Linked DNA regions of Homo sapiens: regions 2 and 3 are each linked to region 1. A link is a loop called in an ENCODE intact Hi-C map of the cell type or tissue named here. Cell type or tissue: heart right ventricle. All regions are shown on one strand. Region 1 overlaps RAPGEF4 (Rap guanine nucleotide exchange factor 4). Region 2 overlaps RAPGEF4 (Rap guanine nucleotide exchange factor 4). Region 3 overlaps RAPGEF4 (Rap guanine nucleotide exchange factor 4).

Region 1 (4,000 bases):
TGCCCTTGATATGATAACGGCAAGTCTGTCTAGTTCCTTGACTTTAAAGGTATTAAATATTAAATCCTTGTTATGGAGATGCTTAATTTTTCTGTTGCAACACAGATCACCCTCCCTCTTCAGATTTGAGGGCTAGTGACTTGAACACTTGCAAGTTAGGTGGTTTGGGACAAAATACCTAATCTCTTGGGAGAGGAAGTTTCCTCCTTTGTGAAATGAAGAAAGTAACATTCATCATACAGGAATTAAGAGAAGAGATGTACCTGGGTGTTAGGAGGTGCTCTCCTGCCCTCACAGGATATAGTAGTATCATTTACCCCGTGGACTGAGTGTGCAGTGGAGCACAGGGGAGGTGGGGGACTGAGTAGGATGGCAGGAAAGCTGGCTAGAAGGGTGGAACAGTACCTTTGATAAGAATATGACCTGAGACAGGATGGTGCCTGTGGGAATGAGGGGGAAAAGATGAATCTGAAATATATTTCAAAAGGGAACATGACAGAATATGGCAGCAGATTGTATTAAAATAGGGTGACAAAGAAGAAAGAATCATAGTGAGGAGTGAAAAAATGATGGGTTTATGATTATGGCAAAGTCTAATGTGTGTGTGTGTTCTCTAAAAATCAAAAAGCTAGAACAATACAGTATTTCAGGGACTTATAAACTAAGAAAAGTAAGAGAGAAGAGGAAATTGGAGTGCTCTAGTTAACTTATGTAAAGGGAAAGGGAAAAATCAATGATAAACCAATAATATAGAGCTATTGCTGACAATAGAATGAGAATTCAAAGGAATTGCTTAAAATGGCAAATCTATGTTTGGAGTTTTTCCCAGACAAGACCCACAATCATCAAATAATAAGGCTCTTCTGCAATCTTGGAACTTATTTAAGTTTTCCTGAGTTAAAAAATGCCACTGAGGGGATACAAATAGTGTCAGGGTTGGGAAGAAAAAAGAGCACGAGGAATGGAAATTCTCAAAATAGCTCGGTTTTAAAGAGGAAATGGGAGCCAAAAGATGGCTAGTTGACCTTTCAGAACATAACCATTCATTATGATTTGTCAGAAAGTTTGGCAACTGTTATTCCCTAAATAACTTATTGTGATTTTTAAGGAAATTCAAGCAAGAATCAAAATTATACCAAACCCCCAACTGGCAAAAAGGTTGTTTTCCACAAGTTCATTTGCAAGCCCTTTATAGGAGCGATGTTGTAAACATATTTAGGCTCCTTTTCAAAAGTCTACCCAACCCACCCTCGGGTCAAAGTCATGTACAATTGCAATAAAAATTAATAGCAAAACCACTTTTCATGTTAATAATTAAAGCATATATAAGCAATATTAAGCAATGACTATATAAGCAGTAAGCAATAATTAAAGCATAATAGAAGCAATAATCACCAGGATAGAAAATATTTTGAATGCTAGTGTTCAGGGTTAACTACAAGATGATATGTATGGGTTGTGACTCTTTTAAAATTTGTGTCTGCCTTCACTGACTTTGAGACATTGACTTCTTTCATTATGAAAAGTAGGATTTTCCTGTCCTTATTTCAGGCATATCATGGGTTCTACCTTTACCCATATCTGCCATGATTTGGGTTGTTTTCACAAACGAGGATGAGAGAAAAAGGCGGGTAGTGAGAGAGATACCTGAGGTAGCTGGGGCAAAAGTTGAGAGGAAAAACAGCAGGTTTAAAGTATGAGTGAGAAGGAGGTCAAAGGGCAATGAAGGGAGCACTGGACATTGAAGGAGGAACACAAAAAGGTGTGCATTTTGCTCTTGAGGGGAAAGAACATTGGGCTTCATGGCTCCCTGGATCAGCCACCAGGGGGTGCTTCAGCCTCAGAGAAGTTGTCTCTTGAGTCTGGGATTCGGCTCTTGACTGGGTAGACCTGAGGAACCTCCAGTGTACGTCCCCCGATTTAGGTCCCCCTTGTCTTCACTTCCTTCCCTGTTCAGTTTGGATACCATTGCCTATCATTTCAATCACCCTCTTGTCCATATTACTGGTTCTCCCAATCATTCATTCAGTAAGGAGTTATTGGCCGGGCACAGCGGCTCACGCCTGTAATCCCTGCACTTTGGGAGGCTGAGGTGGGTGGATCACTTGAGGCTAGGAGTTCGAGACTAGCCTGGCCAACATGGCAAAACCCTGTCTCTACAAAAAATGCCAAAAATTAGCCAGGCATGGTGGCACGTGACTGTAGTCCCAGCTACTCAGGAAGCTGAGGCCAGAGAATTGCTTGAACCTGGGAGATAGAGGTTGCAGTGAGCCTAGATCATGCCACTGTACTCTAGCCTGGGCCATGGAGTTAGACTCTGTCTCAAAAACAAACAAAACAGAAACAAAATCCAAAAGATTTATGGAGTGACTCCTGTGCTTCGGACATTGTCGTACTGGATACTTGGAAATGAATGAAGCAGGTCTGTGCCTGCCCTTGTCACCTACCAGGTCCAATACCAACCCTTCCTCAGTCCAGTTGTAGGCTTTCTCTTGCCTCCAGCCAGGCTGCTGAGCAGTGCCAGAGAAAACCACACCACTTTCCACATGGCTTCTGTGGCACATCCATCGCCGCCAACCTCACTGGACCCCTCGGCACAACTGAGCCATCCTTACCTATTCTCCTAATGCATTTCTACCCTTCTCCCCAACACCCATTTGAAGATTTCTACTCTCCTCAAATCCTTGACCAAACCACCTCCTTGGTCACTTTTTGCAAACAGCCTCACCTCTTACCATGCAAGATTTCAGCTTCCTGCCAACAAATCAATTACCTGCGTAGTCCAAATAAAACCAACTGCCTTGTGGACAGTTCAACACAGTGAAATCAAGTCTAACTCCAGGAAGCCTTGGAAGGCTAAGGAGGTCTTTACTGAAAGTTTCTTGAGGAGTCAGCCAAGACCAAAAAGGGCACTAGTCTTAAAATATATAGCTAGATTTCCTAAAAATCATCTTTACATGTCTTTCTTCCCAAAGTCTGGCTCCTCCTGGTGGCAGTTCGTTTCTTCTTGCCCTCTGCCCTCTTCCTCTGTTTCTTCACCAGCTGCCACACTCATCTGCCTTGCCTTCTTACCCTGGCCTGCCTTTTCTTATTCCTGCATGGGTAGAGCACACTAGCCTGTCTTGGTGTTGGCCACTCCCCCCACCACCCATTCCTCTTACCTCCATCAGGACGAGTCATAGATGGTTGAATAAGCAGTTTATCCTCCTTCCGAGTGAAGGGAGGGAGGCATTGCAAATACTGGCAATTATATATATGTGTGTGTGTATATATATATTTTTATATGTGTGTATACATATACACATACATATATATAGTCCATTTGTACAAATCCATTTCTAGTCCCTCAGGTTAAGATAGAAGAGGTTTTTCCTCCCGTGACCCCTTCATCTGTGTCCTGGACCCCATTCACTCTCATCCTCTTGGGATGCTTACTTTATGCATAATTTCTTCCATTTCTTATATCTTTCACCTTTTCATCCCCAGTGGATCCTTCTCATCTGAGTGTACATGGGCTTCTACCATTCCAATTTAAAAGAGAACAAGACAAAACAAAACCTTCATCTTCCCCTTGCACCCCTTTATCTACTCTATCTCCCCTTTTATAGCCAATCTTTGTCATGGAATTGTCTATTTGTTGTATCCATTTCTTCCCTTCCCAGACACTCCTCAATCCACGGTGATTAAAATTCTAACCCAGCCACTCCACAGAAAGCTGGCTACCTAAAGTCATCCCCTGCCTGCTTGTTCTGAATGTGAAAGAGAGCCTCAGTCCTTAATTTTTCTATAGCATTTGACATTGTGGATTCCTTTCCCTTCTTGAAATATTATTTTCTTGCAGCTTTTTAGTGCTCTCCTATTCCTTAGTCTCTGTAGGCTTATCTTTCTTTATACACTATTAAAATATAAGTCGTATTCAGGGGCACTCTTCTGACTTTGGGAGAAATGGGGAGATGCCATTCATTGCTGTGGCTTCCGTTAATACATACATACTATTGAC
Region 2 (4,000 bases), 58 kb before region 1:
CCCCATGGGTCTTCTCTGGGCCCAGGAAGCATCAGATAGTGGCATGGATTCCTGCTGAGCAGGGGAACCCACTGCTTTCCCCTCTCACAGTCAGGCCCTTTCCAGGCAGGCCCCAGGACCACATGTTGCTTCTTCTCTTTGTTTTCCTCTCAGTCAAGTTTCCCTAATTCAAGGCTTCAAGAGACTGGAGGGGAGACAATGGTCCCTGGACGGGAGGGACGGTGGACTCTGTCTGCCTCTCGGAGACCCTCCCTTAGGAGCTGGGGCTGCATTGCTTTCATTTCTTTTGTTACTGCCTTGAAAACGTGTTTGTCCTAAGAATTGTAGGAAATGCATAGATTATTCTGCCCCTATTACTTTCAGGAACTTTTAAAGGCTGACAAATCCTTGTAATTATCTTTCTATAAATTATATTTATTTCACTACTCTATAAAATGAAACCTACTGCAACACTCTTACCACTATGCGTAATTATCAGAGGCATCTCTCCCAGCTTCTCAGACACCCTTCCTGCCTTAGCCATTCTTCATCTTAACCCAAGGAAAAGAGCACCAAGAAGGGGACCTGCCCACAGACCACTTCATCCTCCTAAGGTGTCCCAACCTGGCTGACATGTTCACGTAGATTTCCACTGGGAACATCCACTTGGCCTCTATCAAGGATTAATCCTTCCATTTCGCCAATAATATCTGTCCCCACCTTCAGTCTCTTGCCTGAGCCTAACCAGGACACATCCACCTCCAGATCCCCACTGCTGTACTTGTCTGCACAAGATCCTCTCCTGTCTTGGTGCCTGTGTAACTTAAAAGTTACATAGGGCTAAAAGTCAGATATTTTGCCTTCCCACTAGAATGAATAATACTATGGGTGTATTTTTTCTCAGTAATATTTTAATCGATTTAGGGTTAGAGATGAACATTGGGACAAGTTATAAGCAATAAATAACAAGCTTAAAAACAATAAATAGGATTATAAATCTCATTGTATCAGATATTATCCGGCTGTGTGTGTGTGTGTGTGTGTGTGTGTGTGTGTGTGTGTGTGTGTTTACTTCAGAGACAGAGAGAAAGGGAGAGAGAAGGTCCTGTTTTTCTCTGCAGATTTTTTAAGTGAGGGGCTTTTTTGGCATAGTAAGTATCAAAATCCTAGATATATATAAGATTTTAAATTAATCTTTACCTCTCAAAAAGTAAAAAGGCTTTTCCAGTCATAGGAAAGAAGAATTTCAAATGGCTGCTGACAGAATAAAGTTTATATTGCAAGATAGAAAATGGATGGTTTATTAATTCTTTAAAACCTTTACATCTCTATCACAGATGCCTATTGAAAGCATTAGTATTTACCCAATGCAACCCACGGTGGTTAAATTCAGAGCTCCTTTGAAATTCTATTGCCACTTAATTGGCTGTGGGTATGCACAGTTAGCTTACTTGTAAATTGGGGATAATAGCTCTTATCTTAAATGAGCTGATGTATGTAAAGCACTTAGTACAAAGCCTGGGATAGAGGCAGAGGGTCTGTGCTTTTTGAAATTACCATTTCAAGAAAAGTTGGTTGCAATGACTGCAATGCTGTTGTTTTATCACAAGAGGGCAGTGCCAGAATAGAAAACGCAGGAAATGTACTTGGGATTTGAAACAGTAGAAGTTTAACAATGTTGTTCAGCCATTTCATGGATCAGAGAATCCGGGCTACACTTGGCCTTGGTCATCACTTAATTTCATCCCCTCATCTATCACTGTGAAATTATCTGGCACATTTTAGCTCAATTTCAGAAAAAAATCTCATACTAGTTTTCTCCCTAAAGTAAAATAATATGCTTTTATTTGCCTTCTCTTTTTTCCTTCTACAGTAACAAATGTTTTTAAGCATTGCATTTTTGTTTACAAAATTTGAAGAACATGTGTGTTTCGTTGTAATGCGGATCTCTCTACCTTTGTCTGTCTTTCTCTTTGCCTCTCTGATTCTTCTATTCACTCATTTCACTCCGTTATTTTCAAACAGAGAACACTGCCATCATTGGAAACATTTTTTTTCTGAGCACATTTATTGAGCCCATAAAACGTGAAAGGTGCCAAGTCCACAGCAGTTGTTTGTAATCTCCTCCTACTTGTCTATGCTCAGGTCAGGCTATTTGTTAGGAGCTGATTGGGAGTTTATTGAGCATCCTGCATCCTGCATTTAGTTTTTTTGCCGTGTAATTCTTTGTTTGGGTGGTTGGATGCAAAACTGCGTCACAATGCTGGACAGACTGGCTCTCCACTGAAATGAGGCTGGCCTCCCTGATTCAGTTACCAGAATGCTAATGCTAGTCCATTCTCATCAAACCTTCCTGCGGCCGGCTTGCCTGATCTTGTTAAGCTTTATTGAACATGCTGATTCCAGGGATGTGTTCTAAAAGTAACAGACCTTGTCTTTGCTGTTTGTTAGAAAACACATTTGCCTGAGAAGTATTTTGCCCTCTTGATTTGGCAGGAAATGCTTCTGCAGCACATACAATCTAACATCTTGACAAATTAAGAGATTGGGTTCCATTTAATTTTATTACTTAAGATGACTTGGAGCACCCAGTAAATTCCAGCACTAAATTCAAGTTCGTGAAATAATCCCAGGTGCTGTGAAACTTAATGGCAAATATTGCCTGTAGGCCTAAAATAAAACTTATAAAAATATTTGCCTTGTTAGAATTTATGTTCACACCTGTGAATAGCCACTGCAGTCCAGCCTGGGCAACATAGCAAGACCTCATCTCTAAGAAAGAAAAAAATATGTTTCTGTCTCCACACATTTAAAGGAGCAATTATTTTTCCCTTGGTGTTAACTCAGTATATGTCCAAAACAATAAATTTGCCATGAGACAATGAACTCTTCTTGAGCCATGAATATGGAAGTGAGTTAAATGTGCATAATAAGATGATCTGATAGCCCTTGAAATTACAGTACAATTTTTAGAAAATCTAGATGTACTTACCACAGAGAATTCTTATGTCTGTTTAATTGATTGTTAGCTATTTTAAATTCCATCAGAATACCTATAACTTGTGTAAGTTGGATTTCAGCTGATGCTTATAGACATTATTTATTTGCAAGGCACAAGTGCCTTAGCTTGAATACCAGTCTTAGTTATATGACACATAACCATTGGCTTTCTTAACACCATTCCCATTTCCATACTGTTTACTATATTTACAATGAAACAAATAAAACGCCTCATATGAGAATGTCTGCTTTAAGAAAACCCAGTGTACATAACTCAGACGTACAAAGCAGATAAATTAAGAGGTGATTAGTTGCAGTACAAAAGGATTCTTTGATTTACAGCACGGTTTGTCAGAAGGGTTCCTTTGAATACGAGCTCCCCCAGAGAGCTGAAGTGTTTTGCAGATCATTCAATCCACTTGACATCCAGACTAGGGGACAGAAAAACTTGGAATTTAAGTGTTGAAAGCCATCATTAGTTGAAGATTAACAAAATGAATATAGAGATTCTCTATTATTTAAATGATAGAAAAAAACTGCTTTGCTTTTTAGAAATATGGATAACCCATACATGTTTGTGACTAAGTCAGAAATAATAATTTCCATTATTTATGGATCACCTGTTATGTGCCAGAAACTATACAGCACTATAATGGACTCTGTGTATTACTTTATTTTGATTTAATACTGCTAATGATATTACAAGTAAGATTGTGCCCATTTTACAAATGAAGATACTGAGGCTCTGGGGAGCATTTTGCCCAAAGCCCACAGGTCAGTCATTGGCAGAGATAAGTTTTGAATTAAGTCTACCAAGGCCCGTGGCTTTTCCACTCTGCTGCTTCCAGGGGATTTTCCCTGCTGAGCATTGAGTGTTCTGACCATGGGTAGCCTCCACGTGGGAGTCCTTTGCCTGATGCCCTGCCTTCCAGCATGGGCGGCTTCATCGACATCTTTATTAACTTACCTAATGCCAGCTTTTATGAATGAAGTTAACTGGACCCTGCATATCCCACTGAAA
Region 3 (4,000 bases), 51 kb before region 1:
CACCATCACATATTGAAGTCGGGTTTTTAAATCTTTACTTCCCTTTTGAAAGTTCTCAAAACAAAGTGCAATCTTATCACAAAATAGGACATTCCTTCACTGTTACCATTTCATGTTCCCTGCATAGGTGCTGATTGCTTTCATCAGTCTCTGTGTTACTGTAAACATCTTCTTTCAGATGGCCTCGCTGAATATTAATCTGCAAATGAGCAGAAAATTAATAAAAGTGCTCTTTTGAATAGTCCCTATTAAATAAGTATTGAGGCATGAGCAGTATGTATAAGCGTAAAAGAAACGGTTATGTTACATCCAGAAACAGACACTTTCAGCAGCAGGCGAAGGCAGGCATTAAGCCCATCTACAGGGTTTCAGACTTGGAATCCTGACCCATGGAGATCTGGTTAGATGTTAGTGTGGATATCTAAGAGTGCTTCTTCTACATCCACTCATATTCATCCTGTCCATTCTTAATCTACCTTTCATCATACGTGCTGAGCAACATATATTAGTTCTGCTAAGTGAGAGAACATTTGGATGTCAATTTCTTTATTTGAAAATTACTCTCGCAGCACATTGCAAGGCCCTGCCTGTGATTTAAATGTAAATAAGGGCTAGCACCCATAGACTGTAAAGATAGTGAATAGTCTTCAGGGTGAAAATGTTCTTCTTGGCACCTTCTATTTCTCTGTGCCCAATTATCCCAATGCCCAACCATACCTCCCAAATTCATTCAGATTTCTAAGTATATTTGTCCTAAAAAATACTCTGAATCTGCTGAAAGTTTGAACTTGCAAACCATACTCCTTTCAGGTGAGGTTTTCCAGTCCTACTTTTAAGATCATATCTTGTAATTTGTGACTCCTTGTCCTTAAATTTGAGTGGACGCAGTGTGAAAGAGAAGATCTGGAAAGGACTGATCCCATACTTAATTCTGGTAGAAGAATTGATTCCTGAAACAAGCCCAGGGTGCTTGAGCTGATGACTGCAGCTGGGTACTCACTGGCATGGTTTTCCCCTTACAGAGGTGGTCCTGACACAGAAATACACCAAGGAGTACAGTCGGCAGCACTACCGTGATGAAATTTTGTTGTATGTGATAAAGGCATGAGTCAGGTTGAAATCTCCTGGGAAAATCCAAGAAGAAATCCAATCTTGTGTCTTTATTACAAGAGTTGATTATTGGCGAAAGACAGGCTCACGTGTGTCTCCCAGCCTCTGTATTTCCTTGTGTACTGTTTGGTGACAAACTACTCGTGTCAGGGATGGGAGGTGATAAAGAAGACTGATTAATCCATAAACTGTACAGCTAGCTCAGGAATAACTGAGAGCATCCTAGTTCTTTTGCATTATACTTCGCAAATAACCATATATATGTAAAATATGTGGATGATGTCAGTGGTATTACTTAGGGTCCATTTCAGGTTTTTAAGACATGCTGGAAAGTAAAAATTAGGCAAAAGAATTCTTTCCGAAGGGTTCAGGTGATAGAAAAATGAAATAGGCTAGTGGGAACTTCAGGGAACCTGCTATTCCAGAGAATTGTGAAAGTCTGTGATTTATCATAATCTATCTTGTGTTTTTACTAGCATTTAAAAATTGCTCAGAGAGACCTAACTCATTGACTATTGATATTTCAGTTCTGGGGATATTTTTGAGTGAATTTGTTTGCAGTTGCCTTTCTGCAAAATTTATTAGCAGGCTTTTCTTCACTTCTTCCCTGATCTTTTATTCTTTTCTGAGATATTGATTTTATTTTCCCTAACATAATTTTATATGGTAATATCTGTGCAGAAGCAATTTGCTATGGTTGAAGGAACTGGATTCTTATGGGCATTTGTCTTAGTAATGTGATTACAGAGTCACTAACTTGATCTTAATAACATTTGCCTATTATCGTATATTAGATGCATGAAAGGAAAACTGGGCTTTCTAACTCAGAGGATTACCCTTGTGTGTCTCCCTTAGTTTATAATGCCTTACAAAATTAATGTCCAGGTGATTTTGAGTGGCTATTTGCATTATTTGAAACTAGTTAGGATTAAATCCAAACATTATCACCAGTGTTGCATGCAGAGAGGAAATTACTTTTTTTGGTACACCTTAAGAAACTTTTAAATCATCGATTCATGACATTTTATAAGCTAGTCACACCGTACTTCATCGGATGCTGTTTTTACTCTGTTGTGGCTGCAGGAGGCAGCATGATACAAAAATCTTGTAAACTTATAGTCAGATTTGGTTAGAATCTGGCCACACTGCTTATCAACTGTGTGAACTGGGGCTGTGTAGATCCACCACTCTGACCCTCAGTTTCCTCATCTTGTCAAGACAGACAGTGCCAGTTTCTTATTTAAATATTGTAACTGCACTCTCTAACTTAAAAAAAAAAAACTGAGCTCAGCTTCGATAGATTTCTCCTCTTTTCTGAAAACAGATAGTAGTTGTATAAAAAGGTAAGATTCCTGCTGGCAGCTTTATTCATAATATCCTCAAAGTAGAAACAACCCAAATGTCCACCAGCAGGAGGATGATAAGCAAATTGAAGCACACCCATGTTATGGGAAACTACTCATGAATAAAAGGAAGAATCTTTGGATCCATGCAACAACATGGATGAATCTTACAGACATTATGTTGAGCAAAAAAGAAGCTAGGCACAAACCGGAGAATATCGTCTGACTTCTTTTACATGAAGTTCTAAAACAGGCAAAATTCTTTCATGACGGAAATCAGAACAAGTTATCTGAGTGTCTTGCCTGGAAAGGGGCACGAGGGGACTTTTGGGGTTCATAGAAATGTTCTGTCTTGATCTGGTTGGTAATTACTCCGGTATATATATTTGTCAAGACTTGTTGAACTATGCAATTAAATTGGGTGTTTTGCCTTGTACAAATTATACTGCAGTTAAAGAAAAGAAAACACCTACCCATTAGATGTTTAATTTTCTAATGACTAGTTTTTTGGGATCCTCAGGATGCTGTGACCATCTGTACCCTGGGAATTGGGACGGCCTTTGGAGAGTCCATTCTGGACAACACACCCCGCCATGCAACCATCGTTACCAGGGAGAGCAGTGAACTGCTCCGCATCGAGCAGAAGGACTTCAAGGCACTATGGGAGGTGAGCCCTAAGGCTTCTTTGTCAATTAATGCAGTTTCAGAAAAGAAAGGGAGCTGCCACATGGATAATGGCATTACAGTCAAGCCTTAATGTGTTCTGTTCTGAGCTGGTAGATGGAATTTAATTTTCAAAACTTGTTTTTGAAATGAGTGAGTGAAAAAGCCATTTTGACACAAGACATCCTTTTTTTTGTTTAATTTAGTGCTTGCTCAATTTTCTGTAGTTTGACATACCTTATAATTATTTCTTGAATGACCATAGAGTGTTTTATGTATTTTCTCCCTTCTTTTCCACAGATGTATTCTTAACCAGGGAACAAAATACTTTGACATTTTCTTTTGCATTTTAAAAATCATCATTGACATGTTCCCTGGGAAAGTGGAATGAATGGGGTTAACATCTGCTTCATTTAAGTGCTTTTAAAAATGATGCGCCCTATAATAAGATATGAGAAATGGAGGTACATAAAGATGTCTGGTTACTTGCCAACTTCAAAATGCATAGGTGGCACAGCAGTGAATGGATGCAACTGGTCCTAGTGGCTTTTGCATTTATCAATGCTTACCAGAGCCCCTTAAAGTATTGCACTCATTTACAACAAGTATGAGGAATAAATCATCTTACATGCAGTCATGGCAAATAGAGCACTTATAAAGGCCCAGCTAAGCCTTGCATCTTTTACACTCGTTCTTTTCAGTTCTTTAAGCCTCTGATTTTAACCTGCTCCTTGTCTTTGTCCTTAGCTCAGTATGTCCAAGTGTTAAACCATCAGGCTGCAGGCTTCGCCACTGGTCCCAGTGTGGCTAAGATTTTAAACTTGATCTAAAAAGAATTTTGTGTAATCAAATAGTTTCCTCCAGAGCCAAACAAATGGCAGATG

The links. Peaks named below come from ENCODE experiments on the same cell type or tissue, not always from the same donor. Only the 100,000 strongest peaks of a DNase experiment are listed, where the experiment ranks them.
Region 2: a loop joins it to region 1, with 2.8 times the contacts of the local background. A loop is called at or near these places in 23 of 110 quality-filtered maps.
Region 3: a loop joins it to region 1, with 3 times the contacts of the local background. A loop is called at or near these places in 26 of 110 quality-filtered maps.

Annotation. Positions count from the first base shown.
Region 1 is chr2:172,862,581-172,866,580 of GRCh38, forward strand. All of the region lies in intron 4 of RAPGEF4 (Rap guanine nucleotide exchange factor 4), which reads left to right. Among named protein-coding and RNA genes, the nearest start is that of RAPGEF4-AS1, 130 kb to the left of the region's middle. In heart right ventricle, CTCF peaks have their summits at 1,812 (motif pointing right) and 3,017 (motif pointing left); a DNase peak (open chromatin) is centred at 1,834; H3K27ac peaks cover 1,033 bases.
Region 2 is chr2:172,805,014-172,809,013 of GRCh38, forward strand. The region is part of intron 3 of RAPGEF4 (Rap guanine nucleotide exchange factor 4); the gene reads left to right. Among named protein-coding and RNA genes, the nearest start is that of RAPGEF4-AS1, 71 kb to the left of the region's middle. In heart right ventricle, a CTCF peak has its summit at 1,582 (motif pointing right); no DNase peak of the experiment used is centred here.
Region 3 is chr2:172,811,306-172,815,305 of GRCh38, forward strand. It overlaps RAPGEF4 (Rap guanine nucleotide exchange factor 4), which reads left to right. Exons shown (of 31, transcript NM_007023.4): 4 at 2,974-3,120. Among named protein-coding and RNA genes, the nearest start is that of RAPGEF4-AS1, 77 kb to the left of the region's middle. In heart right ventricle, a CTCF peak has its summit at 2,186; no DNase peak of the experiment used is centred here.